3 separate regions of the Homo sapiens genome follow, and all the other regions are linked to region 1. Evidence: read pairs that join two places in POLR2A ChIA-PET (ENCODE). Cell type or tissue: OCI-LY7. All regions are shown on one strand. Links, peaks and the distances in the headings refer to the core of each region. The heading gives the core; the rest is flanking DNA. Region 1 overlaps GCNT1 (glucosaminyl (N-acetyl) transferase 1). Region 2 overlaps PRUNE2 (prune homolog 2 with BCH domain). Region 3 holds the start of LOC105376095 (a long non-coding RNA gene).

Region 1 (11,272 bases), core at 1,835-9,834:
TCCTGCTGATTGGTCCATTTTACAGAGCACTGATTGGTCCATTTTACAGAGTGCTGATTGGTCCATTTTACAAAGCGCTGATTGGTGCATTTTTACAGAGTGCTGATTGGTGCGTTTACAATCTTTGAGCTAGACACAGAGCGCTGATCGGTGCATTTACAATCCTTTAACTAGACACAAAAGTTCTCCAAGTCCCCACTCAACCCAGAAGCCCAGCTGGCTTCACCTCTCACTAGGATTCCACTTACAGAGGTACCTAGAGTAGTCAAATGCGCAGAGGCAGAAAGTAGCATGGTTGTTTCCAGAGCTGGGGGAGGGAAGAATGGGGAGCTACTGTTTTCATGAGTACAGTTTCTGTTTGGGATAATGAAAAGTTCTAGGAATGGCTAGGGTGAGATGGCTGCACAACAGTGCAAATATGCTTAATGCACTGAATTTCCTCAGATTTAACCTTGGGAGTTTTCAGTCTCTTTGTTATGATTTTAAAAGATGCAGCTGTCTTACTACGACGTGACTAGATGCACCTTCAGAGCAGGTAAGTGAATGAGATGAAGAATGTTACATGGAAGAGGCTTTTTTTTTTTGGAGACAGAGTCTCACTCTGTCGCCCAGGCTAGAGTGCAGTGGCATGATCTAGGCTCACTGCAACCTCTGCCTCCCAGGTTCAAGCAATTCTCCTGCCTCAGCCTCCTGAGTAGCTGGGACTACAGGCACGCACCACCATGCCTAGCTAATTTTTGTATTTTTAATAGAGACGGGGTTTCACCATGTTGGCAAGGCTGGTCTCAAACTCCTGACCTCGTGATCCACCCGCCTCGGCCTCCCAAAGTGCTGGGATTACAGGCGTGAGCCACCACTCCAGGCCCCAGAAGAGGCTTTTAAAAATTAATTTAAGAGGCTGGGCGCAGTGGCTCGTGCCTGTAATCCCAGCACTTTGGAAGGCCAAGGCAGGCAGATCACATGAGGCAAGGATTTCGAGACCAGCCCGGCCAACATGGTGAAACCCCGTCTGTACTAAAAATACAAAAATTAGCCAGGCGTGGTGGTGCACACCTGCAATCTCAGCTACTCGGGACGCTGAGGCACGAGACTCGCTTGAGCCTGGGAGGCAGAGGTTTCAAACGTGAGCCAAGATTGCACCACTACACTCCAGCCTGGTGACAGAGTAAGACTCTGTCTAAACAAATAAATAAATAAATAAAATTAATTTAAGAGAAGACAGTGAAGAACAATATATTAGAATAAGGGAAATATAAGTAGGTATGACCGCAGGTTGTCTGAAAAATAACCTTTTTGAGTTTAGTGTCATGAAAGTTTAGAGATAAAAGAACAAAGGTTGTCCAAGTTTCTCCAAAAGGCCAGTGTGTTTCCGACTGCCTGTGCACATTTACTGTTACCCCAATTTGCTTAAAGTATAAGTAACAGCGAAACACAGTTTTACATGGAAAAAACCTGTCCTCTCAGGCAGGAGACTTCATTTGCAGAGGCTGACTTTGATGGGCTTGAGCAGAAATATCTGTTTATATATACATACAGAAAACAAACAGTGTTTTTTTTTTTAAATAGCAATCTTCAACCTCATTATCATTGCAGGCCAAAAATGAGAATAAAAGATCTCATTGTCTACTTTGAAATTCCACACTGAAGAGTAATGGACTTTTTTCTTTTTCTCTTTTTTTTTTTCAAATCTAAAAGTAGGCAGTTTATAATACCAAATAGAACACCACGGTTTTATGGAAACAAAATTTTGGATTGGAAAATTAAAGTTCATTTTGTCCCCTCTTAAAGATTAGGTGGCCCTGGGTTTTTGGCCCTGAGGTCACCCATCCTGTGTGTCACATGGGCCACACGTCTTGGGTTTTCTGAACGGTCCCAATTTTAAGTACTTGAGCCTCCTAAATGGCTTGGTCTTAGAAATGCTAGTTCCCAAATTCTAGATTCCTTGTTTTTAGAGATAGCCCTCAAATCTGGATTTTCAGTTTGCTAAATGTGACTGTCAGATTAAGTATCCTTATTCCAGATGGCAAAAGGCTAACCATTAGCAAAAATAAAAAGCACTGTCTCCCCAATTTCCTCTACATGTTCAAAATCCAGCTCAACTCCTTCCTCTGGTCCTTTCCCAAACCACAATGATTGCCCCTCTTTGAAATCAACATCATTCACTGTTGGAGGCCACGGAGCAAAACAGAAGTGTGAAGTCAAACAGAAGTGAAGACATAGCCTATGTTAGTTACTTCCTAAATGCATGGTTTCCGCAAGTTGCTTAACCTCTCTGAGCCTTAGTTTCCTCATCTGAAAAATGGAGATATGGTAATGACTCCTCTCATTTGTTCAGTGATGTTTAAGTAATCTGTAAAGTGCCAAGCACAGTGACTGGTACACACAGCACATGCTCAATAAACAGGAATTATCGTCGTCTCTCACTTCAGCACTGAATCCCACATCACTCTGTCTCCGTGAAGCTATCCATGTGGGTGCTTTGGAGAGCCCTTAGTGGCCTCGGTCAAGTCTCAGGCTTGTCTCCCACACTACTCCGTGGGTCTATTCAATTAGCATGAACTCAAAAAATAAAAATAAAAAACATCAAATGTCCAAATATTACAAAATCCACTTCCTTTCTCCCAAAAAATGTAGGGCAGCATCTTGGATGCTTTGTGTTAAGTGTGCCTTATAGCTCATAGTCTTTTCCAGAGAGGAGCTCTGGAATCCCCCAAATCTTCCTGCGAATATGAATGTTACAGATTCTCTTTTTGGAGGCTTCAGTGTTAAGACACATCAGAGCAACCTCTTCAACCCTCAGGGACTGATTTGTGATCTAAGCTGTGAATGTGCCCTTTAAACAGCTTCATAAACCTGAGCGGCAATCTTTATTCTCCATTTCCACATCATCTAAATTATATTTTGGTACAGTTATTGAATTTGAAATTAGCACTAAAGCCAAGAATGAAGTAATTCTCATTGTAATGACATGAAAAGAGGTATGTGAGATGATGTGGTATTCAAAGATGAGCTGCACCTCAGTATGTTCAGAGAAAGCCGGGCGTGGTGGCGGGCACCTGTAATCCCAGCTACTCAAGAGGCTGAGGCAGGAGAATCGCTTGAACCGAGATCGTGCCACTGCACTCCAGCCTGGGCAACGGAGCGAGACTCCGTCTCAAAACAAACAAAAAAACCAGCCTCCAGATAAATATATTATAAACATGCACTGGAAAAACTGAGAAGCACACACCCAAAACTATTCAGTGAGGATCTTCTTTTTTGGAGAGGGGATGTTTATTCAAACACTTCTGAAATGTTTCCATTTTTTATGTTCACTTCAGTAATTTTCTTTAAAAATTGCCAACTGGGATAAAATGGTGACAGTTCTCCAAAATAAGCTCCAATTAAATATATTTGCAAAGCATATAATTTCCCAAAAACAAAAATCCATTGACAATCTAACTTCACTTACACATCCTCTGCGTTCACGTTCCATGTTCTCTTCTGGTACGTAACATTGCACAATACACTTATATTTTTGCTCAGATGTAATAGCAGCAGGGATTTCATTTTCTATTCTTTTTTGATTTATTGGCTATCAAAATATCATTTGTTTTTGTCACAATTAGTTTATCTTATGGTTGGATATTAAGGGTATTTCCAAATTATACTGTTATAAATATGAACTATGAATAGCTTTGTATATTCATAGCTTTGTTTTTGCTTTGCTTTTAAAGGACTTCCTTGGAATTCCCAGGAATAAGGATTTTAGGTCACTACTTGTAAGTTTCTGTGCCTCTTGTCTGCCTTCCAAATAAACGATACTTATACTGTCCCCAGTAACATCTGGATACCATTTTCTCTACATTTACTATACATTTTAATTATATATAATGTTAAATGACTGTATATGAATATACTGTATAATTATTTTTGCCGATATTGCAACTGTAAAATGGTACATCATCAAGGTTTCACTTTGTGATTTCTTTGATTACTAGTGGCTGAATCTTTTCTTTTCTTTCTTTTTCTGAGACAGGGTATCGCTCTGTTACCCAAGCTAGAGTGCAGTGGCGTAACCAAAGCTTACTACAGCCTCGACTTCCCAGGTTCAAAGCGATCCTTCTACCTCAGCCTCCTGGGTAGCTGGGAGTACAGGCACATGCCACCATGCCTGGCTAATTTTTATATTTTTTGTAGAGGCAAGGTCTTGCACTGTTGCCCAGGCTGGTCTTGAACTCCTGGGCTCAAGTGATCCACCTAGGCCTCCTAAAGTGCTGGGATGATAGGTGTGAGCCACTGTGCCCAGTCCTGAATATTTTCTCTTGGGTTTGTTTACATCTGAGACACAGAAGAGTACAGTGGCAATGATTTCAGCTCTCCAACCGGACTGCCCCAGCAGGAGACCTGGGAGTCATCATTCCCCAACCCAAACTTCAGCAAATTCTTAGCCTCTCCTAGCTTCAGCGTTTTTGTTGTTTTTTTAAAAAACTAATTAACTTTAAACAATTTCATTGGGGAAATTATCATATATACCTTAGAGTTTTTATAAAGAGTAAGTGAGCTAACTTGTAACATGTTTATACTGTATTTGACAAATAATGAGCCCTTAATATTGGCAATGTATTATTATTCATTATTTTCCCTTTTTTGACTTTTGTTCAAATCTGAGCTCATGTCTAAGGGTAACTTTTTCAGACTTCAAAAATGAAAATCCATATTTCCAGTTTACTAACAAATACTTCAATATACTCAATTCTATACTGAGAATCTATTATACAAAATAGATTCCTAGGCTCTGGGGAGAAAAATACAAACATAAATAATACATGCTCCCTGCTCTCCAGGAATTCACTCAGAGGTTATATGCTGAGGTTTCTGGAGGAAATTATAGGCTTGGTCAATATAGTTAGAAACTATTTTTAGAACAATGCATCCATTGTAGAGCTGAAAGAAACTTCAGGAAGCATCTAGTGTTGCTGGAAACAGCAGCTCTGGGAGCAATTACTAGGTCTTCAGGCTAGGGGTGGAGTCTGTGGTCCCATAAATTACAAGAAACAAAGACGTAAAGACAGACAAGTGTCGCAGGGCACAGTGGCTCACACCTGTAATCCCAGCACTTTAGGAGGCCGAGGTGGGCAAATCATCTGAGGTCAGGAATTCTAGACCACCCCGGCCAACGTGGTGAAACCCCGTCTCTTCTAAAAATACAAAAATTAGCCAGCCATGGTGGCAGGCGCCTGTAATCCCAGCTACTCCGGAATATGAGGCAGGGGAATTACTTGAATCTGGGAGGCAGAAGTTGCAGTGAGCTGAGATCACGCCATTGCACTCCAGCCTGGGTGACAGAGCGAGACTCCATCTCAAAAAAAAAAAAAAAAAGAAAAGAAAAGAAAAGAAAAGAAAAGAAAGACAAGATTCTCTGTTGCTGGTTTGGCTCCTTATTTCTTAGCCCTTAAGACAGTCAGGTCTACTGTAAATATTTAAAGACAGAGACATGGTATTCAGCATTTCTCAAACTTACATGACAAAGAAAACTTACAAGAAGAGCATATGGCAAGTCCATAACAAAAAAGTCCATCTAGCCCCAAGTTGCACCCTCCTCTGTAACTCAAGAAAAAGCTGAGGCCCTGGGGCATAAGGGTCAAGATCTAGTGGAAAGCTGCCTTTAACCAGAGCCTGCAGCTTCACCCTTGTGGGTATGTGTTCTTTCACGCTCTACTGCATTCCCTTCACTCAATTCTACTTTTTTGGGAGGGAGGGCCACCCACAGAACCCCAAAAGAGACATCTGACATTTCTTTGTGGTGTCAGTCACACATTCTCTTTTCTCATTTCCTTTTTTTCTTTGAGACAAAGTCTCGCTCTGTTGCCCAGGCTGAAGTACAGAGGTGCGATCTTGACTCACTGCATCCTCCGCCTCCCGGGTTCGGGTTCAAGTGATTCTCCCACCTCAGCCTCCTGAGTAGCTGGGATTACAGGCGAACGCCACCACACCTGGCTATTTTTTTTAATTTTTAGCAGGGACGAGGTTTCATCATGTTGGCCAGGCTGGTCTCGAACTCCTGACCTCAAGTGATCTGCCAGCCTTAGCCTGCCAAAGTGCTGGCATTACAGGCTGAGCCACCATGCCCAGCCCCTAGTCCATTTTTAAAAAATATTTACGGGAGGCTGATGTGGGAGAACCAGTTGAGCTGACTGGGGAGAAGCAGCAGTGAGCTGTGATCATGCCACTGCACTCCAGCCTGGGCAACAAAGCGAGACTGGTCTCAAAAGAAAAAAAAATTTACATCTTATTTTGACCCAAAATAATATTACTGAGCATGACCAATCTACCTCATAATGCTAACTTCTGACATGCTGCAAAATCACATCTACCATCAAAAACTGGTGTCTTTCCTAATAGGAGAATACAGCACAGAGGACATGCCTCAAAATGGTCAGAAATGTCTTTGGAAAACACTTATGTTAAAGGTACTAATTTCCACTTATACATGTTTTTTTAAATCCTGTATTTTTATAGCCATGCCTCTTATTTTCAGGGAACTCATAAGTTTTCTGCCACAAGTAATCAACAACAAAATTGGTGGGCTGTCTATTTCTGACTTGAAAAACACTTCTGCATAGCAGTGAGACATACATGCACGGGTTTTTATCTATACCCTGGGGTTTGTGGAAGTCAAGCGCCCCAGGCAGGAGCACATTCCTGGGAGCAATTCTGGGAGCAATTACTAGGTCTTCAGTATAGGGGTGGAGTCTGTGGTCCCATAAATTACAAGAAACAAAGGCATAAAGACAGACAAGTGTGGCAGGGCACAGTGGCTCACACCTGTAATCCCAGCACTTTAGGAGGCCGAGGTGGGCAAATCATCTGAGGTCAGGAATTCTAGACCACCCTGGCCAACGTGGTGAAACCCCGTCTCTACTAAAAATACAAAAATCAGCCAGCCATGGTGGTGGGCACTCCAGCAGCAGATATAGCATGTGCTTCAGGATTTTTAATTGCAAACCAGAGGTTTTGTTAATTAGCATAAGTAGTGTGAGAACCAGATCCTCACAAGGTGAATACAAGGACTGTGTTGGTTAGCATAACAGATGTGAGAAATGTGTAGACAATGGATGAGATCAGGGGCTCCACCTATATGAAAGGATTAGGCATATTTCAGAGGCAAGTTCTGCATTTACATGAAGAGGACAAACAAGCCTGGCGGGCCCCAAAGTCTGGGATGGTGTCCTAAGCCCATTCCTGGATCCAGCTGCTGATTTCAGGAAATTCTTGATCACCTGACCCCCGCTGAATCTTGGACTAACCAGAAGACGTCTGCAAATTGCACATTAAGTGGCTTTAAAAAAAAATTAATTTTTAATTGACAAATAATAATTGTATATATTTATGGGGTATAATGTGATGTTTTGATAGATGTATACATTATGGAATGATAAAATGTACACATTTCAAGAGAAACAAGACATGTATACAATGTATTTATCACTCTTTAGTTTGAGCATTTTTTTTTTTTTTTTTTTTTGGGACAGGGTCTTGCTCTGTCACCCAGGCTTGAATGTGGTGGCCCAATCACAGTTCACCACAGCCTCGACTCCTGGGCTTAAGCAATCCTCCCAACTCAGCCTCCTGAGTAGCTGGGACTACAGACGCACACCACCACACCCAGCTAATTTCTGTATTTTTATGTAGAGATGGGGTTTTACCATATTGCCCAGGCTGGTCTCGAACTCCTGGGCTCAAGCGATCTGCCTGCCTCGACCTCCCAAAGTGCTGAAATTACAGGCATGAGGTACCACACCTAGCCTAAGCACTTGTTTTTAATCCAGCAGTAATTTTCTTTTCCACTGGATAAACTGGAGGGGTATATCACGAGAAAGAGGCTGTTTTAAAGTTCACCAGCAAGCAAGTTTTCAGACTGCCTTATTTATAAATATATGTATATATTTTATTTACATTATATACATGGCATATCTATACAGTTACATTTACACTTGACTTAGAGTCAAAGTCATATACACACACACAGGACTTGGACTCAAAGCTTTTAATGACAAGCATGCAAAATTTCTTAGTATAGACCCTAAGAGTACCCTTAATATAAGTATGTTTATTTAAAAATTCTATGTATCTACTACTGTTACCAGGGGGTCCTTGCTCCCAGAGCTCCCAAGATGGTGGCAGGCCACTTCCAAAATGGTGGCAAGCCTCATGTTCTCTGACCTGGGGTTCTTGGCCTCACAGATTCCAAGGAATGGAATCTTGGGCCATGCGGTGAGTGTTATAGCTCTATTAGAAGCCATGGGTCATGGAAGAGAACCGTGGAACCCAGTGACTAATGTTCAGCTTGATTAGGATGAACCCAGGCACTTAGCCGTGCAGGAACAATGGCAAGCCTTTAGCCCGATCGGGAGCGGCAATGGGCGCCTCGCTGGATCAGGAGCACAGCGGACACCCTGCCTGATCCAGAGGGATGGAAGTCAGTGGCAGGTCTGCAACAGCGGCAAAGAACAATGGTGGACAATAAGCAAAAGCTCAGCTCAAGCCGTAACAAACACGGACCAGAAGAGAGTGCAGTTGCAAGATTTAATAGAGTGGAAACAGAGCTCCCATACAAAGGGAGGGGACCCAAAGAGGGTAGCCGTTGCTGGCTGGAATGCCTGGGTTTATGTCCTGATCATTGTCCCTCCCGCTGTGCTCTCAGGCAATAGATGATTGGCTATTTCTTTACCTCCTGTTTTTGCCTAATTAGCATTTTAGTGAGCTCTCTTCACTACCTGATTGGTCGGGTGTGAGCTAAGTTGCAAGCCCCATGTTTAAAGGTGGATGCGGTTACCTTCCCAGCTAGGCTTAGGGATTCTTAGTGGGCCTAGGAAATCCAGCTAGTCCTGTCTCTCACTATTGTACTAATAAATTACATGTATCATAATTCAAAAACTTGGAGGATGCAATAAAACTTATTACTTCAATTATAGTAGTGCACTCTTGGCTCTGCTACCTAAATCTTGACACTTAGTTTCCTCTATCCACCAATCACATAGTTTTTTGGCGAAATTTGCCCAGTGGGTTTCAATCAATTGTAAAGACTAATCAAAATAGTCTGCAGGTGCCCCATAAAGTTAACAAATGGATTAAAAACTCATTGTTACTTTTCAATTAAAGTAGTATGACAATTCTGTTTCCCAGTTTTTAATTTTTTTTCCTTTGAGAGCTTTGATAACTCACAAATGTACAATATTTTTTGGCAATATGTTCGCATTACAATGAAAACTTCTCCACACAGCCACTTCCCAAATGCCCCTTGGTAGCAGAAATTTCTTTTGAAAAGTAATTCACTGTAAGAACCTCACATTTACCTTGGATTTTTCCCTTCTCCCCAAAATATCTGACTACTGATAGGCATAGCAAAATTGGAAAGAGGCAACACATTTGAAACCCCATCTTTCTGCTAAAGAGAGATGCAGACACCTGTAAACTCAACCACTCTTACGTATCTGGCAACAAAAGAACTAGGAATGCTCTGATGGGTGCAAAGGATGGTCCTGCTCCCTCCCCAGGGCATGGCAAAGGACGACAAAGCTTCTACAGACTAAAGCAGTGATTCTTTCTCATGCCATGACATATATACCAAAAGGTAACCATCAAACATCAGCTTCAGCTCTCTTGGCTTAAGGGAGAGGGCTGAGAGAAATGCAGTATCTCAGTACACCTATCACCCGCTCAGGGACAAGTCTAACCTGAGATGCTCTAATTTAAAGCCTTTGTGTTTCTAAAATTAAACAACTCGATGACACTCTATAGCTCCTAACTTGCAACATCTCACAGTATGCTTGATGGCCAGGTGAGCAGGGCTCCAGCTAGGCAAGGAATCCCTGCCTCCTTATCCACCTTAGAAACCACATTCACCGTACAAGACACAGGACTGAAGGAGGGTCGGCGCGCGGTGACTCACGCCCGTAATCCCAGCACTTCGGGAGGCCCAGGCAGGCGGATCACCTGAGGTTAAGGAGTTCGAAACCAGCCTGGTCAACATGGTGAGACCCTGTATTTACTAATTAGCCAGGCATGGTGGCATGTGCCTGTAATCCCAGCTACTCAGAAGGCTGAGGCAGGACAATTGCTTGAACCTGGGAGGTGGAGGTTACAGTGACCTGAGATTGTGCCACTGTACTCCAGCCTGGGCGACAGAGCAAGACTGTCTCAAAAAAAAAAAAAAAAAAAAAAAAAAAAACACTGAAAGAGGGACCACTGGCATTCTTGACCTTAAATGCTTATAAAATTATAAATAGAGGTTCTTACACTTCCTTTCAACACCCCCAAAGGACTGTCCTTCGCTTCCTGCTTTGGATACCAATATAATCTCAACCTCGTTTTCTGTCCTACACAATTGGTCTCAGCCTTATTTTCTGTTCCACACAACTGACAAATGCAGTAAACTCCAGGCAGCAGGGGCTGGAGCTCAACACAGAAGAGTGGCTTTAACTGGACTCAGGGCCACTCAACAGGCAAGTAGCTCTCAATCTGGTTTGTACACTGCAACCACCAGGGAGCTTTCAAAAAGGACCAATAACGAGTCCCCCTACCAGAGATTTGATGGAATTGATATAGAGTTTGACCTGGGTGTCAGGTTTTTTTAAAAGTTCCACAGGTGTTCCTAATGTATAGCCAACACCGAGAACCATGACATGGAACATGAACCTGCATGATGTGGAAGGGGCTTGAAAAGGTCCTTCCCCTCCAGGACTGTCACCCCTAGTGGCTTTGATGCCCATCAAAAGATCAGCTGAGGCTGGGTGAGGTGGCTCACGCCTGTAATCCCAGCACTTTGGGAGGCCAAGGCGGGTGGATCACTAGGTCAGGAGATTGAGACCATCCTGGCTAACACGGTGAAACCCCATCTCTACTAAAAATACAAAAAATTAGCTGGGCGCGGTGGCGGGTGCCTGTAGTCCCAGATACTTGGGAGGCTGAGGCAGGAGAATCGCTTGAACCTGGGAGGCGTAGGTTGCAGTGAGCTGAGATCGTGCCACTGCACTCCAGCCTGGGCAACAGAGCAAGACTCCATCTCAAAGAAAAAAAAAAAAGATCAGCTGAGCATTTACTGCCTTTAGTTAACAAGCCTGTAAGGTCAAAGGTAGGAAGCAATTTGTAGAAAAAGTGGTGCAAGGCTATTTCAGGTGTACAGGGCCAAGCTTCAAGGTAATCATCATTCATAACACTTTCCAGGGAGCCAAACACAAAGCTTGGCACTAGAAAATGCTTACTAAATGCTGGCTGAAGAAATATCTGA
Region 2 (11,272 bases), core at 1-8,000, 180 kb before region 1:
GGCACTGGGGCTGAGGGAAGACTGTTACATGCTGTGTTACAAGAAACCTGGGGCTGGGTTTGCAGGGGAAGAGAATTTAATCAGGACGATAAAATTTGAAGAAGAGAAATCAGAGCTTGCCAATTTCTTGTATAAGTTCCCACTATCTGCAATGTTCTTTTCCCCAGATCCTTACGTGACTGACTCCTTCTCTTTATTCAGATGTTAATCAGATGTCACCTCCTCAGAGAAGTCTTCCTTGACCTCTGTAATCAAAGATGCTTCCCACTTCCCGACTCCCACCACCTAGTCACTCTCTGTCCCAGTGTTCATTTTATTTTCCACGTATCACTAATTCAAATTGTATTATTTAACTATTTGTTTGCATCTTTATTGTCTTTCTCTTACCACTCGAATGTATGCTCCACAGGAGCAAGGACTTTATATTTGATCCTGCGTCTCCAATAAAGTGGGAAGGAAGGAAGGGATGGTTTAGGGGGAGTGAGAGAAATGATAAAAAAGAAGATAATTAAAAGTTTTCAGATCATCCAAGACTGACACTCCTGATATGAACTTCAGTCTTTCTTTAGTTCTTTCTCTTACTCTATGAAATCTGGTTTAAGAAATATGTACAAATACAATCATTTTTTTTTAAATGGCATTATGTAGTTTCTGTTTCAGTTCTAGCCAGGGTGGAATTCTCTGAAGTTATAATATTTGAAAGTGAAAGCGAGAGAGTCTGGGACACAGCTATTGCTTTTATTCATTTTTAAAATTCACGCAATCTTAAAAGCAATACAGTGCCACAATTAAGTGGTGGCCTGACTTTTAGAGACATGCTAATTCTAGCAGTTCCACTCCTAGAAGAGCATAATTAGAAAATTCACCAAATTAGCTAATTATTTCAACCAATGGTCATTGAGCCGACATGAGCAGTGCAGTTCAGACTCTACCTTGACAGAGCTTAAGGCTTTATTTCCTCAAAAAGGAAATGGCTAAACGACTTGTTTTATAGTCTATTATGCTTAAGTAGAGTTTTTTTTTTCCATAAGTTATTGGGGTACAGGTGGTATTTGGTTACATGAGTAAGTTCTTTAGTGTAAGTAGAGATTTTATATTGCATTTTTATCATGTGTGAATTTCTGTAGTTATCTGGGTAGTTGATTCTGTAGGTTGAAATACACAAATAGGAGGTGAAAGAAGGTCTGGAATTTGTACTATTTCCTGTCATCCCAGAGAGTCTTCAGCAGCTCCTCTATCCATCCCAGTTGCCCCTACCAGCTCCTGCTCCTTTCCTGCTAATATATTGACAAAATCCCACAGAAGACTGTGGCATGACCCAACTGGCCCCTCTCTTGCCTCCGTATTTGCTTCCTTTTTGTCAGGAGAGCTTTGTCACACCACATCTGAACCTTTTATTTTTAAACATAGTAAAACTGTCGAGCAAAGCAGTGGTGGCTGGGCAAGCTGGTAATTAACACTGCCACTTGCTGACATGGCTCTTTTAATGTAGTTAACATAGCTGTGTTGAAAGAACCAGTTTAATGGCCACAACCCTGTTTTAGGTCTTAAATGCAAAGGACAGAATTGTAAACTAAGTTGAATTTTTAAATCTACCTTAATTTTCAAATGAAAGATATATAGTCAGAGGTTGAAACTTTGAAAACACAAAGTGCCTCTGAATAGCTATATTTTGTAAACATGAGGACATGGATAAGTGACTGTATAAGAGGGTTGGATTATAAATATGTTTGAGTTCTGAAGTATGAAATAAATGCTTGAAAGCAGCCTGTTTCTTAGGTTTCTCACGCGACCATTTTGAACCAGGAATGTACATTCTAAACAAAATAGGGGTTTTTAAGGTATAGTTTTTCAAAAACATTTGGGCCATAATTTATTTTCTTTTAATGAATACTTTTTCATTTATATTATATTTTTCGTGTATATATTTTCATTATATATGTTTCATTATATATTATATATTTGTACTATATATTTTTCATTTATATAGTTTTCATTGTATATTATATACCTCATTATATTATATAATTCATTATATAGTTTTCATTTAATTTATTTCATTTTATAACTAGAACAATGAAGCACAGAGAAGTTAAGTAATTTGCCTAAGGTCACACAGCTCATTGTTGCCCTTAGTTCCTGGCCCATGCTGCTTCCCAGTGAATATGCTAACAATGAATGGGAAAGGGTCTGTTACCAGATTGGACTTACATACTTGAAGCCAAACATGATAGCTCTTGCTCACATTTAGGCCTCTTTTTATCCAGTTTTCCTGACTTGCGGGAGACTCTAAAAAAAAAAAAGTAAGCGTTACTCTACCAAATGCCTAAAGGTTTTCAGGCCATTTGCCTGTTTTATTCAGTAGCTGATGACCAAACACCTCTGCCAGGGTTTTTGCTCACAATGCAATTTTGCTTATGGAAAATTTGTGAAGCTCACTATCAAATATATTCAATTGGTCTTCTCTTTCAAGCAATTTTCTTTAATAGTTGTGTCCATGGAATTGGTAAACTATAAGACATCAGCAAAATGGAATACTTGAGGGCTACTCTTAAAAATGAGCAGGATTTATATTTACTGAGACAAAAAGCCTATTCTATCTATCTATCTATCTATCTATCTATCTATCATCTATCTATCTATCTATCTATACTTTAAGACAGGCCCTCACTATGTCACCTAGGCTGGAGTGCACTGATGTAATCTCAGCCCACTGCCACCTCGACCACCCAGGCTCAGGTGACCCTCCTACCTTAGCCTCCTGAGTAGCTGGGACTACAGGCATGTGCCACCATACCCAGCTAATTGGTATATTTTTTTGTAGAGATGAGGTTTTGCCACGTTTCCCAGGCTGGTCTCAAACCTGTACTGTTTTAATAGATGATAGGAACAAATTATAGAACAATCTGTATAGAACATGCAGAATATATAGAATAATCATACTCTTTGAAAAATAAACGTGTCTGTGTATGTGCAGAGGAAGAATAATACACATCACACAGTAACAGATAAGTGGCATTGGTCATTCTCATTGTTTTCATGAAGCATGTCTGTATTCCTGGTACTTTCATTAATGCTTTTTGCTTTTTAAAAATTAATGAACTTTATTCTTTAGAGCAACTTTAGGTTCACAGCAAATCTGAGCGGAGAGTACAGAGTTTTCCTGTACCTGTTTCTCTACAAACATTCACCCTCCTTCACTGTCTACATCCCTTGCCAAGTGGTTGGGTTGTTACAACTGATGAACCTGCATTGACACATCATTATCACCCAAGGTCCATAGTTTACATGAGGGGTTCAGCTGTTTGTTTCTCACTTACTATAAAGTCTTTGTGTGGTATATTTTGAAACAGTACATAGAAAGTAATATCAAATTTATGTCCAGATGTGCTCCCAGTAGGGGGCTCAGCCCAGTTGTAAGAGTCTTAGAGTAGGAGTCTTGGCTTGTAGTATCATCACGATTCCAAGTTGTGCACTCTATGTGTTTAAGCAAATGTATAGTGGCAGCATTTATCCACCATTGTAGTATCATACAGAATCGTTTTTCTGCCTTAATTCTCTGTGCTCTGCCTATGTCTCCCTTTCCCGCAACCCCTAGCAATCACTGATGCTTTTACTGTCTCCATAGTTTTGCCTCTTCCAGAATCCATGTAGTTGGACTCATACAATATGCAGCTTTTTCAGACTGGCTTCCTTCACTTACGCAATTAAGGTTCCTCCATATCCTTTCATGGCTTGAAAGATCATTTCTTTTTAATGCTGAATAATATTCCATTGTCTGGACAAGTCACAGGTTATTTTCCATTCACCTACTGAAGGACGTCTTGGCTGCTTCCAAGTTTTGGCAATTATGAATGAAGCTGCTATAAACATACATGTGAAGCCTTTTGTGTGGGCATACATTTTCAGTGCATTTGGGTAATTACCAAGGAGTATGATGGCTAGATTGTAAGGTAAGAGTATGCTTAATTTTGTAAGAAACTGCCAAACTCTTCCAAAGTGGCTGGACCATTTTGCATTCCCACCAGCAATGAATGCGAGTTCCTGTCGCTTTGCATTCTCACCAGCATTTGGTGTCAGGGTTTTGGATTTGGGCCATTCTAATAGGTATGTAGTGGTATCTTGCTATTGTTTTAATTTGAAATTCTGTAATGACACATGATATTGAATATCTTTTCACATGCTTACCTGTCACCTGTATATCTTCTTTGTGAGGTACCTGTCCAGGTCTTTTGCCCATTTTCTTATTGTTGAGTTTTTGTTGTTGTTGTTGTTGTTTTTGAGACACAGTCTCGTGCTGTCGCCAGGCTGGAGTGCAGTGACGCAATCTCGGTTCACTGCAACCTCTAGCTCTTGGGTTCAAGCGATTCCCCTGTGTCAGCCTCCCAAGTAGCTGGGATTACAGATGCATGCCACCATGCGCAGCTAATGTTTTGTATTTTAGTAGAAACAGGGTTTCACCATGTTGGCAGGATGGTCTTGATCTCCTGACCTCGTGATCCACCCACCTCAGCCTCCCAAAGTGCTGGGATTACAGGCGTGAGCCACTGCACCTGGCCTTATTGTTGAGTATTAAGCATTCTTTGTATATTTTGGATAACAGTCCTCATCAGATATGTGTTTTGCAAATGTTTTCTCCCAGTCTGTGGCTTGTCTTCTTATTCTCATTCTCTTGATTTTTGTCTTTTATATAGTAGTTTTAATTTCAATGAAGTCCACCTTATCAATTATTTCTTTCATGGATCATGCCTTTGGTGTTGTATCTAAAAAGTCATCTTTGCATCCAAGGCCAGTTACATTTTCTCTTCTAAAAGTTTTACAGTTTTGAATTTTACATTTAGGTCTATGATCCATTTTCAATTAACTTTTGTGAAGGATCAAAGGCCTGGGTCCAGATTCATTATTTTACAGGTGGATGCCCAGTTATTTCAGCACTATGTTGAAAAGACTATCTTTGCTTTATTGTATTGCCTTTGCTCCTTGTCTAAGATCAGTTGACTATATTTATGTGATATGTGTTTTACTATAACCATAATAAAGAAAGTAGTATACAATTTTTGTTTTTTGAGACAAGGTCTCACTCTGTCACCCAGACAGGAGTGCAGTGGTACCATCATAGCTCACTGCAGCCTCAACCTCCTGGGCTCACGTGATCTTCCCAAGTAGCTGGGACTACAGGCACATGCCAACATATCCAGCTAATTTTTGTATTTTTTGTAGAGACTGGGTTTCGCCATGTTGCCCAGGACTGGTCTTGAACCCCTGAGCTCAAGTGATCCACCTGCCTTGGCCTTCAGAGTGCTGGGATTACAGGCTTGAGCCACCACACCCAATCAAAAATTTTTTACATAAGGGAATTTTAATAAAATTTGCAGAAAATAAAACAAAACAACCCTACGTTCACCCCACAGAGATGACCAGGGTAAAGCTAGAGCAGGTCAGAGGGTACCAAACAGGATGAAGAGGGTCTGGTGGATGGAAAGTTCACTAGAGGGAAAGGAGGGTGTGTACAAGAGCATCAGAATACAAACCTGCTTCAGAATCCAGAGTTCTGGGGGAGTAGAGACCAGATGGGAAATTGAGTTCCAGGAAGGGATATAAGATTAGCATCCTAGGGTCCTAACCCATGTAGGAAGGAAGAAGCAGGAAGGGATTCCAAAGAGATGGGTGGATTTGCACAAGGGACACGACGCTTGGCCTGAAGCCAGTGGTTTATGATCTGTGTCCTTGATAAGCTGCCGCATGCTGGTGGGAACACAGTGGAAGCCAGAGTGAGCCAAGGCTCTGTAGGTGGTGGTAGCTGTTGGTGTTGGCAAAAAAGGCTAGGATTGCTTCCCAACCGAACTTCATTTTGCTATCTAAGTCACTGGTAATTAGACACTTCTGAATATATAATTGCAGATTCTTCCAGAACATAATGGCAGTGTTGTGGCTTCCTTACAGATTAGCTCCATTTCCAGGAAACTATCCAAGTTTTTCTTAATTTACTCACCCACCTTCCCAATTGTTTTTGAGTGCTCTGAGTAAGTTTGTAAGCTAAGTAGGGAGTGGGTTGCTGGAAGTGAATATTAAAGGTTATTCAAGGCACAGTTTCTTAGCCCAGGGGACTCACAGTCTCTTTGTAAAATAAATAAGAAAGAGAATCACACATTCAAGGTACAATGTGGTAGATTAGAAGGGCTGAAAAAGGTAAAGGTTTTGACTATATTTGTTTAGTAACTGTGATCTGAGGCAAACCACTTCAGAGTCAGTTTTTGCATATAATGCCAATGGTATAATAATATAATGGTATAATGACCATTTTAATACCAACTAGTACCTGGTACAAGGTCAATACTTAACACAATAGTGCTGTTATTATCATCAAAGTGCCATAGAAAGAAGTGAAATGCAGTGTAAATTCAATGGTGCTTTTCCAGGAATGGAAAAATAAGAATGATAATGTCTTGGAATTATTGTGAAGGTTATAAATAATCTTTTCTTTCAGATTACTTAAACATACAAAGAATAACCATCATTAAGCTCTACTAATACTTCTAGTAAAAATGGAAACAATTGCTGCTTATTTTTTTAATAAAAATGGTTACTTTTTTTTTTTAAATGCACAAGAGTAAATTTCTTCCCAGAGGATGCTCAGTAGGCTTTTTTATTGTCTTATGCACCCATCAATTTGGGAGTCTTGTGCATTTGGGGTCTTGGAGCATTTCTGGTCTACAAAGTTGTTTGTTTCTCACTATAAAGTCTTGGTGTGGCATATTTTGAAACAGTACATAGAAAGTAATATCAAATTTATGTCCAGATATGCTCCCAATAGGGGGCTCAGCCCAGTTGTAAGAGTCTTAGAGTAGGAGTCTTGGCTTGTAGTATCATCACGATTCCAAGCTGAGGGCCCCAAAAGACTCTGAGCACTGAAGAGATGTGGCCCCAAAACCCCAAGATTTTCTGAGTCTAGTACACAGCCTTTCACCCCATTAGAAAGACCTGCAATCTTTCTTTACCCTGATCAAGGATGAGTTGGTCCTTGGACCACTACCCATGCAAGACAGCTTAAGTTTTGCACCTAGTCTCCCCCTCAGCATGGCCTTAGCAATGGATGTGGTTGTTCAGTTAATAAAAGAAGACTTCATTGAGTGTACTTTATATGGTCAGGATAGTGCTAAGCTCTGTAAAGGCTGTACAAAACAAGGACTTTGATCAGGTTGTTTCTGCAGGATGAAACAAAACAAAGGCTGCCCGTAGGAGTACTGTATTGTAAAGCTTACCATTTGGCTGTTTAGCTGCACTGTGGAGGTCTTGCTCCTTCAGCCTTGCTCTGTGCTTTGTTTCCAGAAGATCCCACAGCCAACAAAGATTCTGGCCAAGAGTCAGAGTCTATTCCAGAATATACGGCCGAAGAGGAACGGGAGGACAACCGGCTTTGGAGGACAGTGGTCATTGGAGAACAAGAGCAGCGCATTGACATGAAGGTCATCGAGCCCTACAGGAGAGTCATTTCTCACGGAGGTAGTCGAGCTCAGCATGAATCTGGGAAATGGGGAAGGGGCAGCCATTTTATTTAAAATCATGAAGTGAGTCTAGACTTCTCCGGAACATGACATCTCAAAGACCCTATTCTAGAGCCAATATTCAGGGAACTATAGAGCTAAGTATATTTCCTCATATTCAATTCAATAAACATTTGAAATCCTACTAGGCAAAGACAACTTTCCAATATAAAACGGGCTTTTCATGCTACATATCTGATAGCGATCATCTTGTGCAAATTTATTGAAAGTCATAGTTGTCTAATTTAAATGTCTGTTTGGCATTCTTATCAGTCCATTGTACGGTTGAACTGAACAGAGTATGTGACACCATGGCCTGTGTCATAACACTACCCCCGAGGTGCTTCTCATTACAAAATGGCCTTTTGAATCCTCTTCAGAAGCTTTGGGGATTTTTTTTTTAGACTTAGCCTGGTAATTGTTTCCCCTAACTGAAGTTTGCCTTTCTGTAAACTAGTAAACTACATTAAATCTAGGCCTGACAACAGCCAACCCCAGTCAAAGCCTCCACCTGTTTGGTGAGAGACAAGGGAGAGAGAAAAGTGTGTTTGTATTTCCAGCACTTTCTTGAGGGCTCCTGGAGCATATGTGGCCTTGATTAATTTGGGAGTCACAAAAAGTCAGATGAGTGGAAGCAACACATTTAACATTGTCAACTTCAGAAAACCTCGACAGCATTTTGATTCTTCTGCTGCGTGCCTTCCTTTCCCGAGCCTGAGGTGCCACTGTAACCACCCAGCTGTTCAGAAAGAGTGTGAGCTGACAAGGCAGTTGTTGCTCTCTCAGTTCTCTCTTCCTTAATGAGGACAGGGAAATGAGAGTCTTAGCACTGCCTCAAAACACTGCTTTTGTTTTCTATTATAACAAGCAGAAGGCTGATCTGTTATTTCAATCAAACCTTTCTCCGCCAGCAGATTTTTCACCTTCCATCCCATACATTGCTACCCCCACATAAGTATCAGGACCACCCAGGGAACCTGACCACTGTAGCAAAGGTGAATGCCAGTCCCTGGCCCTGGCCATGGCCTTTCTTTGTCTTGCCTTACTGTTTGACCTGAAATGGAAATATGCCCCGCTGAGAGCTGCTGTGGGGTCAGGAGCAGTTTCCTCTAAGGGAAATCATGCCCGTAGCCCTTCAGAATGAGAGTTGGCCCCATCTTGCTGCAAGTGACACACAGCTGGCTGTAGAGTCAACCCTTTTGTTTTTATGTGAAAACCATAAGAGGAACACTCAATCTTCCCCATCTTCCCAGGTCACATCTCCTTTGCACCACCCATCAGATATTTTTGGTTTGTTTTCTTTTTGAAAATAGAAACAAAACAAAGGCTGCCTGTAAGAGTAGTCTGTGTTCATTTTAAAAAGTATTAAAAAATTAAAATGTCTGTCACATCAAAGTCACCCAGTGATAAGCCCTATAAACATCAGCTCCTAAATGCAGAGTCCCTGTGTTGAAAGGAAGCTCATGGTCCTGCTGCTCTTCTAGGGCTAGTTATCTGCTAATACTCCAGTAGACTCGCCTGCTTGTTCTTTAGGTGGGCTGTTGTCTGAATCAGGAGAGAATGATTATCATCAGTGCACTGATGGTTGGGAAAAAGCCACTGCTTCTGCCTGTCACAGTCTTGTAACAATTCACCTGAGCCCTCAGGGCTAACCTGGTTTGCTGTGCTCTCCGTCCCTGCCACCTCCTCCCTTTGCCATTTGCTCGTCTCCATTCTGTGTCGCAAGCTCAGTTTTTGTCTGTGTGACTGTCTGGTTTGTTTTGAAGAGAAGGCCACCTCCCCTCTCCCCAGCCCTGCCTTGGCCCTCTCCAGGCACCAGCCTGCATGAAATGTGCCTCTGGCTGCACCCATCCGGAACTTTAGAGAGATGCCACCTTTTCCTACACCCTGAACAGCTTTTGTGCTCTGTAGGTAAAGATACTTCAGATGTTACTTCTGAATTTGCTAAAGCTTTGTCTTCCACATTAGGAGTTTACAGCACTCTCTTAGACCATAATGATGAAAAATCTCCTTACTTACCAACCTACTGAGTTTGTCCTTCGGCTTCTGATAAGCATTTAAAAAGCAGCAATCACTTCACAGTAAACATGAATCTTATTTGGTGCTTGACATTTTGCTCTGAGGAAGTTTTCTCATTCGGGCCAGTAGAGAAGTGCCAGCTACACAGTGCTCTGTGCCAAAAACTGTAAGGTGGGGGCAATCAAAAGAGCTGCAGAAGTTAGCCCCAAAGCCAGGCCCTGCCAGGTGTCCTACCTGTTGAGAATATTGGTGCATGATGGCAGTATTTGAATAAATAATTCAGTCTTCAGCTTTAGTGACCTTGATATGAGCTATTGCACACAATGTAGAAGAATGGGGCTCAAAACCCATCTCTGTCACTTACTAGTCTGTAACCTTGGTACATTACTTACCTTCTCTGGGCCTCAATGACATCATCAGCCAAATGAGGGTAATCTCAACACCACTGTTCACATCCTATGAGCCAACAGCAATATCCTTGCCATCTGCATAAATAAAAGCAAAGAGGGGTTTGAATGGTTTTGCTCAGCCAACAGTACGGGGTCCCTCTGAGGCTAGAACTGGCTTTTTTTTTGAACTTGGAGCTGAGAAACCCATTTAAATAATGGAGAACAATAATGCCAAGTAATTTTAACAAGGAGTTTCTTTTCTTTTTCTTTTCTTTTTTTTTTTTTTTTACTTCTCTTATTTCATTATAGGAGATTCAGGTAACCTTCTCTGAAGTCTTGCTGGACAAATGACCCTGGAAAGAATGAGGAGAAGAGTTGCTGGCTGGTGTGTGTGTGTGTATGTTTTGGTTGCGACTGTGACATCTTTCCTTCTGTCTCCATTCCATTGCTGGCCAGCAAACTTGTGTTACATCCCTTTCATGCCTGTCTGTGTCACTCAGGTAAGGTTTGCGTCCTTGCTTCAGAGGGTCTCAGGAGACTCCTGGGGGGGGGTTGCTCATGCACCCCACCCAGCACATACACCTTGAATTCACCTCACCTTTATTGAGAAGAAAGTCTAATGAAAGAAATGTTTTAAAAACCAGACTTCAAATGAATTATGCTGTTGCCAACAGGAAACTTTACTAGAGTAAGCTGCATATTTGAGAATAGAAATTGAGGGGTTAGCTGACCCCTTCAAGGTATCTGGGAGGGGCAAAAAGTGATTGATCCTATGCATTCTAGTTATTGCACTTTGCTTGCAATTATAGTATTATCTGATTTTTTAAATTTAAATTTAAACTTTTTTTAGCAGGAAGCAGCTATAGAAAAATTACAGTATTACCTGAAATATCTCCCAAGCCTGCCAACGGCACTGGCTCTTGATTTTGGAGGAAAACTTTCATGTGGAAATCTTTCTTTTATTTCCCTCTTTTAATTATCCCCTCTCCTGCTACTTTCTTCCTGCTCTTTTTGCCTCTTCTTCCCTTCTTAAAGCTTCTCTGCCCAAAATAACACATTTTCATTTATAAATTTTCATTTTCATTTATAAATTTCCATACTTTTTATATCGAGACATTTCTTACTTAGACAGCGATCATGAAGTAGTAGGTTGATCCCGTAGTATTCCTTTAGTTAAATAAACTTGGATGAACATGACGCTGCAACATTCCAAGGGCAGACAGCATTTACACAGTGAGCTGAACTGCCATTTAAAATGACATCTGAAGTACTGTTTATAAACCTCAGTCTTTCCCTTTCGAAAAAAATTTCTTAGAAGTT
Region 3 (9,983 bases), core at 1,949-9,948, 120 kb before region 1:
AGGCAGATCATGAGGTCAGGAGTTCGAGACTAGCCTGGCCAGCATGGTGAAACCCCGTCTCTACTACAAATACAAAAAATTAGCTGGGCGTGGTAGCACACGCCTGTAGTCCCAGCTACGCTGGAGGCTGAGGCAGGATAATGGCTTGAACCCAGCAGGCGGAAGTTGCAGTGAGCTAAGATTGCGCCACTGCACTCCAGTCTGGGCAAGGAAGCTAGACTCCATCTCAAACAACAATAACAACAACAACAACAATAAAAAATAATTTTTTTAAAAAAAGTGTGGTCTGTGAATTGGCAGCATCAGCATCAACTGGGAGCATGGCTGGCGACATAATCTGTGTGGCCTGATGCAAAATAAAAATATGGGCACCTGTTCAAAAAGCAGGGGAAAGTGCCACTACATTTGCAAACATGTTAAGCTTCTCTCTTTCTTCCACAGTCTCTCAACTTGTCATGGTGTTTTATATTTGCCATTTAATGTCATTCTTTTTTTTTTTTAAGACTGGGTTTCGCTCGTGTTGCCCAGGCTGGAGTGCAGTGGTGCAATCTTGGCTCACTGCAGCCTCTGCTTCTTGGGTTCAAACAATTTTCCCACCTCAGCCTCCCGAATAGCTGGGATTACAGGGGTGTGCCACCATGCCCCGCAAAAGTTTGCATGTTTAGTAGAGACGGGGTTTCGCCACGTTGGTCAGGCTGGTCGCGAACTTCTGACCTCCGGTGACTCACCCACCTCAGCCTCCCAAAGCGTTAGGATTACAGGCGTGAGCTACCGTGCCCGGCCCATTTAATGTCATTCTAACTAAAAAAACATTTTTAATGACTAACATGGATTTACCGTTCATCGTTTTTATCAAGCAATGCCAGTTTTAAATGCAAATATCTAAGCATTTAATTCCTAAGGTGGAATCATTGAAATAACATAACTTGTATTTTGTAACTTGTACACACAGGTGTATTTTGTTCTTACCAGAACAGTGGAAACACTAAATAAAGGCACTCAACTGTTTTTGTTTTACTTCTTAACAAGCACACATTCTACTCACAGTACCTTCCACTTCCTGAAGGATAGGGAAGGACTGAAAGGAAAAAGAACTTTCCCTTCTCTTCTATGTCATCATTTTAGCATCCGTGGTTGGCTAATATAGGGAAGTAACCCAGGAGGGATATGACAGGGTTTCTTGGTCATTCATATTTCTTAGAACATCACTGCCTTCCTTCTGTGTTCATAGCAAGTTCTGGTACCAATGGCAAGCATGGCCTCTCCAGGCTGTCAGTGACTCAAACCTTACCAAGTCACAGCCTTAACACACCGCTTAGGACTTGCTGAACTCCCACCAAAATTTTGTACTCATGGGACATCTCAAGTACTATATGCAAATGGAACGCAAAAGACTGTGGCCACGCATATTCCTACTGCACTGCGTGGATCTCTTCTAGTCTCCGGCTGGCTGGATTGCCCCATCAGACTTACAAAATACAAGTTCAAATTTAAAAATCATTTAAAATTTTAAGGCGAAAATAGTGTGTTAAAACCAAGTTCAGAGCCTGCATAGGTTGCAGCTTAGGAGCTGGCTTTGCTTAGGAGCTTGATAAAAATGCAGGTTCTCAGTGCCGCCCACCCTCAGCCCCACCCCCACCCCCACCCCCAGACCTGTTGAATCAGAATTTGCATCTTAAGATTCCCAGGTCGGTTGTTTTTGGGGCTGTTGAAGTTCAGGAAGCTCTGGTCTGGTCTAGACCACTGAAGATTCTATCTCCCAGGCTAGACGCTGACTTTAACCCCTGGGAGGCAAGGGACAACTTTCTCTGATCTGCCCCACACTCTCTCTTCCCTCCTCTGGGTCCTACCTGCAGCTCCCCAGGATGTTATCAACTGGGTTGCAGGCTGGCTTTTCTAACAACAGATTTATGAGGCTCTGTTCAAATCTCAGGTTTCATCTGCCTTCCAACCATCCAAGCCCTTGGTATAATCATGAATCCCTGTGGCAAGGAAGAGACCACAAAGAGCATCTAATAGGAGCCTTCCTTTTAAAGACCCATTTTAAGGATATGGGCCAGAGGCCGAGCCCCAAAAAGATGAAAGTCTTGTTAATTTACATGTCAATGTGTAGCTGAGATGCCTTTATTATTGAGAATTCTAAAGTGAGAATCTTGTTCCCCCTCCCCCCGTTTGTTATTTAATTCCACTTATTTCCCTACTTTTGCTAGCTTTAAAATTACCCAGAGTGGATGAGGATGCAGTGTAACCTTTTTTCTGTCTCTCTTTGAGACTTTTTATGATGAAATGTTAGAAACATATTAATAATATGTCCCCCAAAATCTTTAAAAGAAGATCAAAGGAGGAGAAAATAGAGTTGAAAATTTAATTCACTTTGGCATTCAAGGGGTGTCTAAGAATAGGCCGGGCACGGTGGCTCACACCTGGCCTTTGGCAGGCAGATTGCTTGCAGCCAGGAGCTCAAGACCAGCAGACCAGCTTGGGCAACATAGTGAGACCCTGTCTCTACAAAAAATACAAAAATTAGCTGGATGTGGTGGCACACACCTGTAGTCTCAGCTACTCAGGAGGCTGAGGTGGGAGGATCACTTAAGCCTGGGAGGTTAAGGCTGCAGTGAGCCATGATGGTGTCACTGTGTCAGAAGTGTGTGAACCAGAGCAACTCCATCTTGAATAGGAGCTAGGTAAAATGAGACTGAGATCTAGTGGGCTGCATTCCCAGAGAGTTAAAGCATTCTATTTCACAGGATGAGATAGGAGGTTGGCACAAGATACAGGTCATAAAGACCTTGCTGATAAAACAGGTTGCAGTAAAGAAGCTGGCTAAATTCCACCAAAACCAAGACAGTCACTAGAATGACCTCTGGCTGTCCTCACTGCTACACTCCCACCAGCATCCTGACAGTTTACAAATGCCATGGCAACGTCAGGAAGTTACCCTATATGATCTAAAAAGGGAGGCAAGAATAATCCACCCCTTGTTTAGCCTATCGTCAGGAAATAACTGTAAAAATGGGTAACCAGCAGTCTTCTGGGCTTCTATGTCTATGGAATAGCCATTCTTTTTCTTTTTTTTTTTCTTTTTCTTTTTTTTTTTTTTTGAGATGGAGTCTCGCTCTGTCACCCAGGCTGGAGTGCAGTGGCGCAATCTCAGCTCACTGCAACCTCCACCTCCCGGGTTCAAGGGATTCTCCTGCCTCAGCCTCCCAAGTAGCTGGGATTACAGGCACGTGCCACCACGCCTGGCTAATTTTTGAATTTTTAGTACAGATGGGGTTTTACCATATTGACCAGGCTGGTCTCGAACTCCTGACCTCGTGATCCGCTGCCTCAGCCTCCCAAAGTGCTGGGATTACAGGCATGAGCCACTGCGCCCGGCCGGAGTAGGCATTCTTTTATTCCTTTACTTTCCTCATAAACTTGCTTTCACTTTATCGACTCACCCTGAGTTCTGTCTTGAGCGAGATCCAAGAACCCTCTATTGGGGTCTGGATCGGGACCCCTTTCCTGTAACAACCACACTCCAGCCTGGGTGATAGAGTGCGACCCTCTGAAAAAAAAAAAAAAAAAAAAAAAAAGAAGAAGAAGAAGTAGTTTTCAAGAAGAGTAAGTTAAGAAAGAAATTCAGTCAAAATTAGTGTTAAATAAAATGTACAGGAGGCCACTGGTTTGAAATGAGCTCCTGCACTAGTCCCAACAGATCAAACCAAAATAGAGTCACTCATGCTAATGTTCCATACCACCAAGCCAAAACTAAGTTGCTTACCTGAACTTCCAATAAATAGGAGAGAGAGAGAGAGAGATAACAGCCAAATCCCCAAACAGGCCAGTCTCAATGAGCATGATGAGGAAATCCCCTCTGCCTTGATCTTTATAATGAAGGTAACTTTGAAACGACTAATCCACCGGTTCTCTGTTTCTGCTTTCCTCAGCTCCTTTCTGTTTGTAAAACCAACCTCCTCTTCCCAGCTCATCACAACATTCTACTTTATAGAATGAGGCAGATTCTGAATTGCCTGATTCTAGAATCACAAATAAAAGCCAATTAAGATCTTTAAACTAAACTTGTTGTAATTTTGTTTGATGACATTAGGAACTTTCACCTTCTTGTTTCTCTCTCAGCCTGAGGCCTGAAATAGAATCACCCCTCAGCTAAAATGGAATTGCCCCTCAGCATGTGAGCAAACTTTTACTGCACCGCTAAGCTGCAAGCCAATAGAGAATTTTCTTGCACAATAGTGGCTCCCCTCCTTCTGTGAGGGAGAGCATTTAAAAAAGCAAGAGAAAAGAAAGGAAAAAGAGAAGGAAAGAGAAGCAAAGAAAAGAGAACGTTTTCAAAAGATGCGTGCTGCCCTTTTGATGAGGATGGCCTCCTTTTCCTCTTGACTGCCAGCCCCACCAGAAAACATTCTCCCAAATGGTCAAGACTGTCGGAAGCCAATGTTGACTGCAGCTGCTTGTAATTTGTTAGTAACTTTCTGGCATAGAGACATCTCAATTTCAAGACCAAGCTTTTATGTTCCCTGACCAGGACTAGAAATGGCAGACAGAAAAGAAAATGAGGGGGTAGGGATGAGGGAGTAGCACAGAGGCCATGGGGGGCATGAACTGACCCACAAAGAGGGTGGGGGGCAGGACTTGGACCTCCTGAAGGTCTTGGGCTTTTCAGCAGTGCTACTCCTCCCTCATTTCTCCTCCACCCCCAATCAAGGCAGGAGAAACAAAGAAACAGCTTAGCAATGAGCTCCTTGGGGTTGAGGTTTTACTGCATAGCTGTGTGCTGTGAAGAATTTTCTTATAAATTGCCCTGTTTGCACAATGACGGCATTCTTTTTTGGATCACCAACTCAGGACATTTGGTAGCATGAGTGACAGAAACATTTTAAATTCATGGGAAATACAAAACCCCCTTTGTGGGCATTGGTTTCAGTCGCTGCCTCAGGTAACAAGAGTTGAGCTAAGTTTTCCTTCTTTTCCCTTCCTTATCCATTGATTCTCTGGCCAAGGTGCTATCGAGTAGCCCGGTGACCCACAGGCCAAGGGAGGGAGGAGGAGATGAAAAGCAAGTTAATTCACCAGATGGAGAGTGGGACCATTTCAGCAGAAGGCAGCTGCATTTCCAAAGCCAGATCAAAATCAAGTTCGAAAAGCTAAGTCCTGCTTAAAGAGCTGAAGGCATAGAGATAGGACAAGGTCTGAGCTGGAACAGGAGATGAGGAACTCTCCTGTCCTCACCTCCATTTCTCCAGGGCCTGGATCTAGCAGGATCTAAGCTGTAAATCCCCCCACTGTCTGTGGTCAGGGGTTTCGCAACTGTGTTGGCTTAAACTTTGTTTCTGCCCTTAGACAAGTTACTTAACTTCTCTGATGCTCACTATCTTCATCTATAAAATAGAGACAATACTATCATCTATCTCATTGGCTTTCTGGGAGGAATCAGTGAAGAAATACATGCAATGGCCTGATAGCCAGGGCACATAGAGCTTAATAAGAATTGGCAGTAATGGGAGTAATTGTTGTTTCAAAGAGGAAGCTATTGCCAAGTCCAGCCTCACATATTTTCAAAGAAGACGTGGAAGGTTGTCCATGAGTTGACAAAGCCCAGATTGTCTCATTTCCCTCAGAGCCCAAAGGTCTGGCAGGCAAGCCACAGCCCTGGGTCATGAGTGAGTGGATCCACACCATCGTCCTTCATGAGAAACACCTTCCCTTCCTTCTTGCTTGGTTTCCCTCTCCTTCTTCTGCCCATCTCCATCTTTTTTTCTCTCTCTTTCATGAGAGAAACACCTTCCCTTCATGAGAAACACCTTCCCTTCCTTCTTGCTTGGTTTCCCTCTCCTTCTTCTGCCCATCTCCATCTTTTTTTCTCTCTCTTTCCTTCCCCAAAGACCCCATCAGCTCCACTTTTTCCCTACACAGCAACCTAGGAAAGTCATCTCATAGTGCTGAGCCCCACTTGCCTCTCAAGGCAGTGAGGACAATGGAGCAGATGCTCTATAAGTCCCTTTGGAAGCCAACATTCCACACTCATCCATTCCTTTCCTTTCTCCCTTTTCTTTTCCTTGCCACTTTCACACTCATACTCCTGGGAGAAAATTCCACCTGGTTAAGCTTGGGTCACATGCCTGCCACTACAGGTATGGCAATGTTAGAGAAAGGCTCTGGGGCAGGAATCCCCCAGGAACCTTGGGCTTCTTTAGGAGAAGAGGAGGACCTGGTTTTATAATCCCCCATGACTGCATGATTTGTGGAAGAGGGAGTGGTAATTCCCCCAGAAGAAATCAGAAAGGAAGAATAGGCATTAGGTTTAGGGTAGAGCAAAGGAAAGAACTACAACAGCTACTGTGCAGATGATAAAATTGGATGTATGCTTTCTGTCCTTTCCATTCGTATATTTATTTGCTTATCTATGCATTCGCTTTTGAGTGTCTAGGCCACTGAAGATGCAAGCCTTACCTGAACTTGAGAATGGTTAGAATTGTCATAATAAAATGTTCATTAAATATTTTGTGGTAAGTTCAACAATAAAGAATCCTCTCAGGAAGCAGGGTGGATCACAAGAACTAAATTGAACCTATCCTCTGGGTCAACCAAGTCTTTAAGGGAGTGGTTACATAAGACCAAACCAGGCATATTGGACATTGAGAGGAATCCCCAGGATGCGAGCCAGCCCTACAGTTCTCAATCTGGAGTGGATTTTGCTCTCCCTAGGGATATTTAGCAAAGCCTGGAGCCATTTGTGGTTGTCACAACTGGGAGGAAGGGGGACTTCTACTGACATCTACTTGGTAGAGACCAGGATGCTGCTAAACATTCTACAGTGCATAGGACAGCCCCTGACAACCAAGAATTACCCTACCCCAAACATCAACAGTGCCAAGGTTGGGAAATCCTTAGCAGATGGACAAGGGGCCTTTCATCCCAATAATCCTGATATGTTTTGTTGAGTCTGATAATCCAATAATCCTGATATGTTTTGTTGTCATGAGTGCTGACTATGGGGACCACAATCTAGTTTCACTCAACCAGTTTGTAAATCCAGGTGCCGGCTCTTCCACTAAGGAAGTCCCCTGGAAGATCCTTGCCCAAGATCCTTTGTCTTCCCCCTCCAAAACAGTGAAGGGGCAGACCTGTCACCAACTTCATCCAATCTGAATTCTCCATGGGTCTTGCATATTGGGCTAAATGTTTCAATATAAAAGGTTTAGTTTTCTAGAAGCCATGTCAAGACTGATACGAAATTCTTCTTCCAAGATCTCTTTCAGCTGTTTCATTAGCTGTAAATATAATTATCTGGCTTCTCTTGGATCTTATGAGCTGCACCGTATTCTTCCAGTAAATTTACTTTTTGTTTCAATTAGTCAGTCAATTTATTTTGCTTGCAACCAAGATGTCCTGATACAGAGAATCTTCAATTCCCTTTAGTAACTTCCAAACTTCATGCAACATCTCAAGTAAGTCTCATCCTATCACTCCAAGAAACATGGGATCCCAGAAATATCCTGGTTCATACTCTACTTCTCTAGGATCTGCCATTTGATTACCAGTTAATCAAATGACCAAAAAGAATTTATTCACACCCACATACTTTGAACAATGTCAGCTCAAGGAAAAGTCAAAGTAGAGAAGCGGGACTAATATTTGTTGGGTGTCTACATGTGCCAGGCACAACGTTAAAGACTTTATATTTAGAATCTTCTCTCGACTTTATTGCTATACTGGAGGTCGGTATTCCTATCCCACTTTACATTTGAGATAAAGGAGGATTAGTGAGATCAACTAATTTTCGTAAGACCATATATCTAGTAGTTATTAGAGATAGGATTTGGATTCAAGTCTATCTGTCTCCAAGGCCCATGGTTATTTTTTTTTTTTTTTTTTTTTTTTTTTACCTCTGTACAAGAGATGGCAAACTGTGGCCCTTGGGCCGTATTTTGCCTGCCACCACTCACTTTTGTAAATTAAGTTTTATTCTAAGAGCCATGCTCATTCTTTTGCTCTATAATGACAGAGTTGAGTATTTGCAATGCAAACAATAAGCATTGCAAAGAGTAAAATATTGCCTATGTTCCCTTTATAGAAAAAGTTTGGGCTGGGCACGGTGGCTCACGCCTGTAATCCCAGCACTTTGGGAGGCCGAGGCGGGTGGATCACCTGAGGTCAGGAGTTCGAGACCAGCCTGGCCAACATGGCAAAACCCCGTCTCTACTAACAATACAAAAAAATTAGCCAGGTGTGGTGGTAGGCACCTATAATCCAGCTACTCAGGAGGCTGAGGTAGAATTGCTTGGACCCAGGAGGTGGAGGTTGCAGTGAGCCAATATCATGCCACTGCACTGCAACCTGGGTAACAGAGTAAGACTGTCTCAAAAAAAAAAAAAAAGAAAGAAAGAAAGAAAGAAAAAGTTTGCTAACCTCTGCTCTACATCCTACTCTGTTCCTCATATGTAGATTCCCCATTCCTGGTTCACTCTTCTTTAGGGCATTTCTTTACATGAACTCAAGCATCTGATTCTGCTTCTTCCTTTAACAGACCTAGTCAGGAAAGCACTGTCTCATTCATACAAAAGTGGAAGTGACCAATAAAGCTTAATGTTTATCCCTCCCAAGGATATTTGCATTTTAAGAACCAACCAAAACTTAGGCCAAAAAGGCAAGTCTGGTGGGAATTTTTGGTGGGAATTCTGAAGTAATGGCTTTCACAGATTTGCCATTGAATCACCTAGATTTTAGATGGGCCCCTTCCTTGGGTCTCCCAAAATCATGCTACATATGATTGAAGGACTACGTAAAGGCTGTAGTCCTTTAATCTGCTTTTTTCAGGCATGGCCTGTTCAGAAAGGTCTTGGTTGGGTCCTAATCTTAAGGTCACTAGGGTGACTGCTACTTATGCTCAGGACCAGGACACTGGCTACTGATTTCAGATGTCACATCTTCATATACTTTCTAACTCTCAATTTGTAAAGATGACCAAAAAAATTAAAGGAGTTAATACACTATTTTACCAACCAGTAACATCAGCATAACTATCTCTGTACAGCATTTGCTGAAGATGATCACTTGCAATGATCTATAGCTGGGTTTGGTGTTGACCATCAAACTCTCCTCACTAGTGTAAGCTTTGCCAGGAGAAGCTGAAGCTCTTTTCTAGATAGAGCCAAGGTCCTATTCTTTTCCCACTTGGTTCTATGCCATCTTCCAATATCTCTGTGGCCCACACTTGTGTGCACCAGCCTGACTGTGTCCTTGAATTAGAACTGATACAGAAATTGCAAAGCATGCCTCACTGTGACAAGTGGGAAGAAAACCATTTCCTACCTCCTCACCTCCAGAGACTCACCCTCTGCTAGTGATTTTATCTCTTACATGGTTTTCGAATATGGCCTTTCCTCTCTTCTATTACTACTGCTCAGATAGTAAACACATCTTGCCATTTTTATAACCTCTGAACTGATCATCCTGCCTCAGTGTCACTCTCTCAAGTCCATCTCCGAAACTGTTTCTAGAGAACTTTATCTAAAATTCATCCAGGCACAGTTGCATGTGCCTGTAATCACAATAACTCAGGAGGCTGAGGTGGGAGCATCACTTGCCTGGGCAACATAATGAGACCCCATCTCTAAAACAAATTAAAAAAAAAAAAATCAAGTGTGGCCAATGTCCCTTCCCTGTCTAAACCTTGCAGTGGCACCCAGTCTCCTTCCTAGATGCCACACATCCAGGTCATATACCTGAACATATCTGGTAAGCATTAAACAATAGGGAGCAGTGCAGCCTGGGGTGAACCAGAGGCTTAAACGCCTGTAGACTTTATTCAAACACTGTGAGGGCCAAAATGAAAGCACCATCTGCAGACTGAAAGCAGTCCACAAGCAATGCATGTGCTGCCTCAGGAGAAATGCATGGTCCGCTTTTCACCATGACATAAAAGTCTTCTCTGGTCTGACTTCCACTGTTAATCCTTATCCCCAGCTACAACCTGA

What was found. ChIA-PET counts read pairs that join two places held together with the same protein. Peaks named below come from ENCODE experiments on the same cell type or tissue, not always from the same donor. Only the 100,000 strongest peaks of a DNase experiment are listed, where the experiment ranks them.
Region 2: POLR2A ChIA-PET joins it to region 1 with 6 read pairs; 3 of 35 experiments call an interaction of 5 or more read pairs at or near these places.
Region 3: POLR2A ChIA-PET joins it to region 1 with 5 read pairs; 4 of 35 experiments call an interaction of 5 or more read pairs at or near these places.

Annotation. Positions count from the first base shown.
Region 1 is chr9:76,466,839-76,478,110 of GRCh38, reverse strand. All of the region lies in intron 2 of GCNT1 (glucosaminyl (N-acetyl) transferase 1), which reads right to left. Among named protein-coding and RNA genes, the nearest start is that of GCNT1, 13 kb to the right of the region's middle. RefSeq lists enhancers at 5,448-5,527, 5,878-6,147, 6,859-6,928, 6,949-7,038, 6,963-7,624. In OCI-LY7, for the core only: no CTCF peak of the experiment used is centred there; DNase peaks (open chromatin) are centred at 5,010, 5,730 and 7,030; H3K4me3 peaks cover 6,012 bases; H3K27ac peaks cover 6,910 bases.
Region 2 is chr9:76,640,970-76,652,241 of GRCh38, reverse strand. PRUNE2 (prune homolog 2 with BCH domain) reads left to right here. Exons shown (of 19, transcript NM_015225.3): 12 at 7,333-7,503. It overlaps LOC105376095 (a long non-coding RNA gene), which reads right to left. Exons shown (of 12, transcript XR_007061586.1): 7 at 9,956-10,048; 8 at 9,564-9,797; 9 at 7,263-7,524; 10 at 2,212-2,289. Among named protein-coding and RNA genes, the nearest start is that of PCA3, 120 kb to the left of the region's middle. RefSeq lists enhancers at 8,502-8,611, 8,622-8,671. In OCI-LY7, for the core only: a CTCF peak has its summit at 3,361 (motif pointing right); no DNase peak of the experiment used is centred there.
Region 3 is chr9:76,587,057-76,597,039 of GRCh38, reverse strand. LOC105376095 (a long non-coding RNA gene) reads right to left here and starts at 4,132. Exons shown (of 12, transcript XR_007061586.1): 1 at 3,767-4,132. In OCI-LY7, for the core only: no CTCF peak of the experiment used is centred there; no DNase peak of the experiment used is centred there.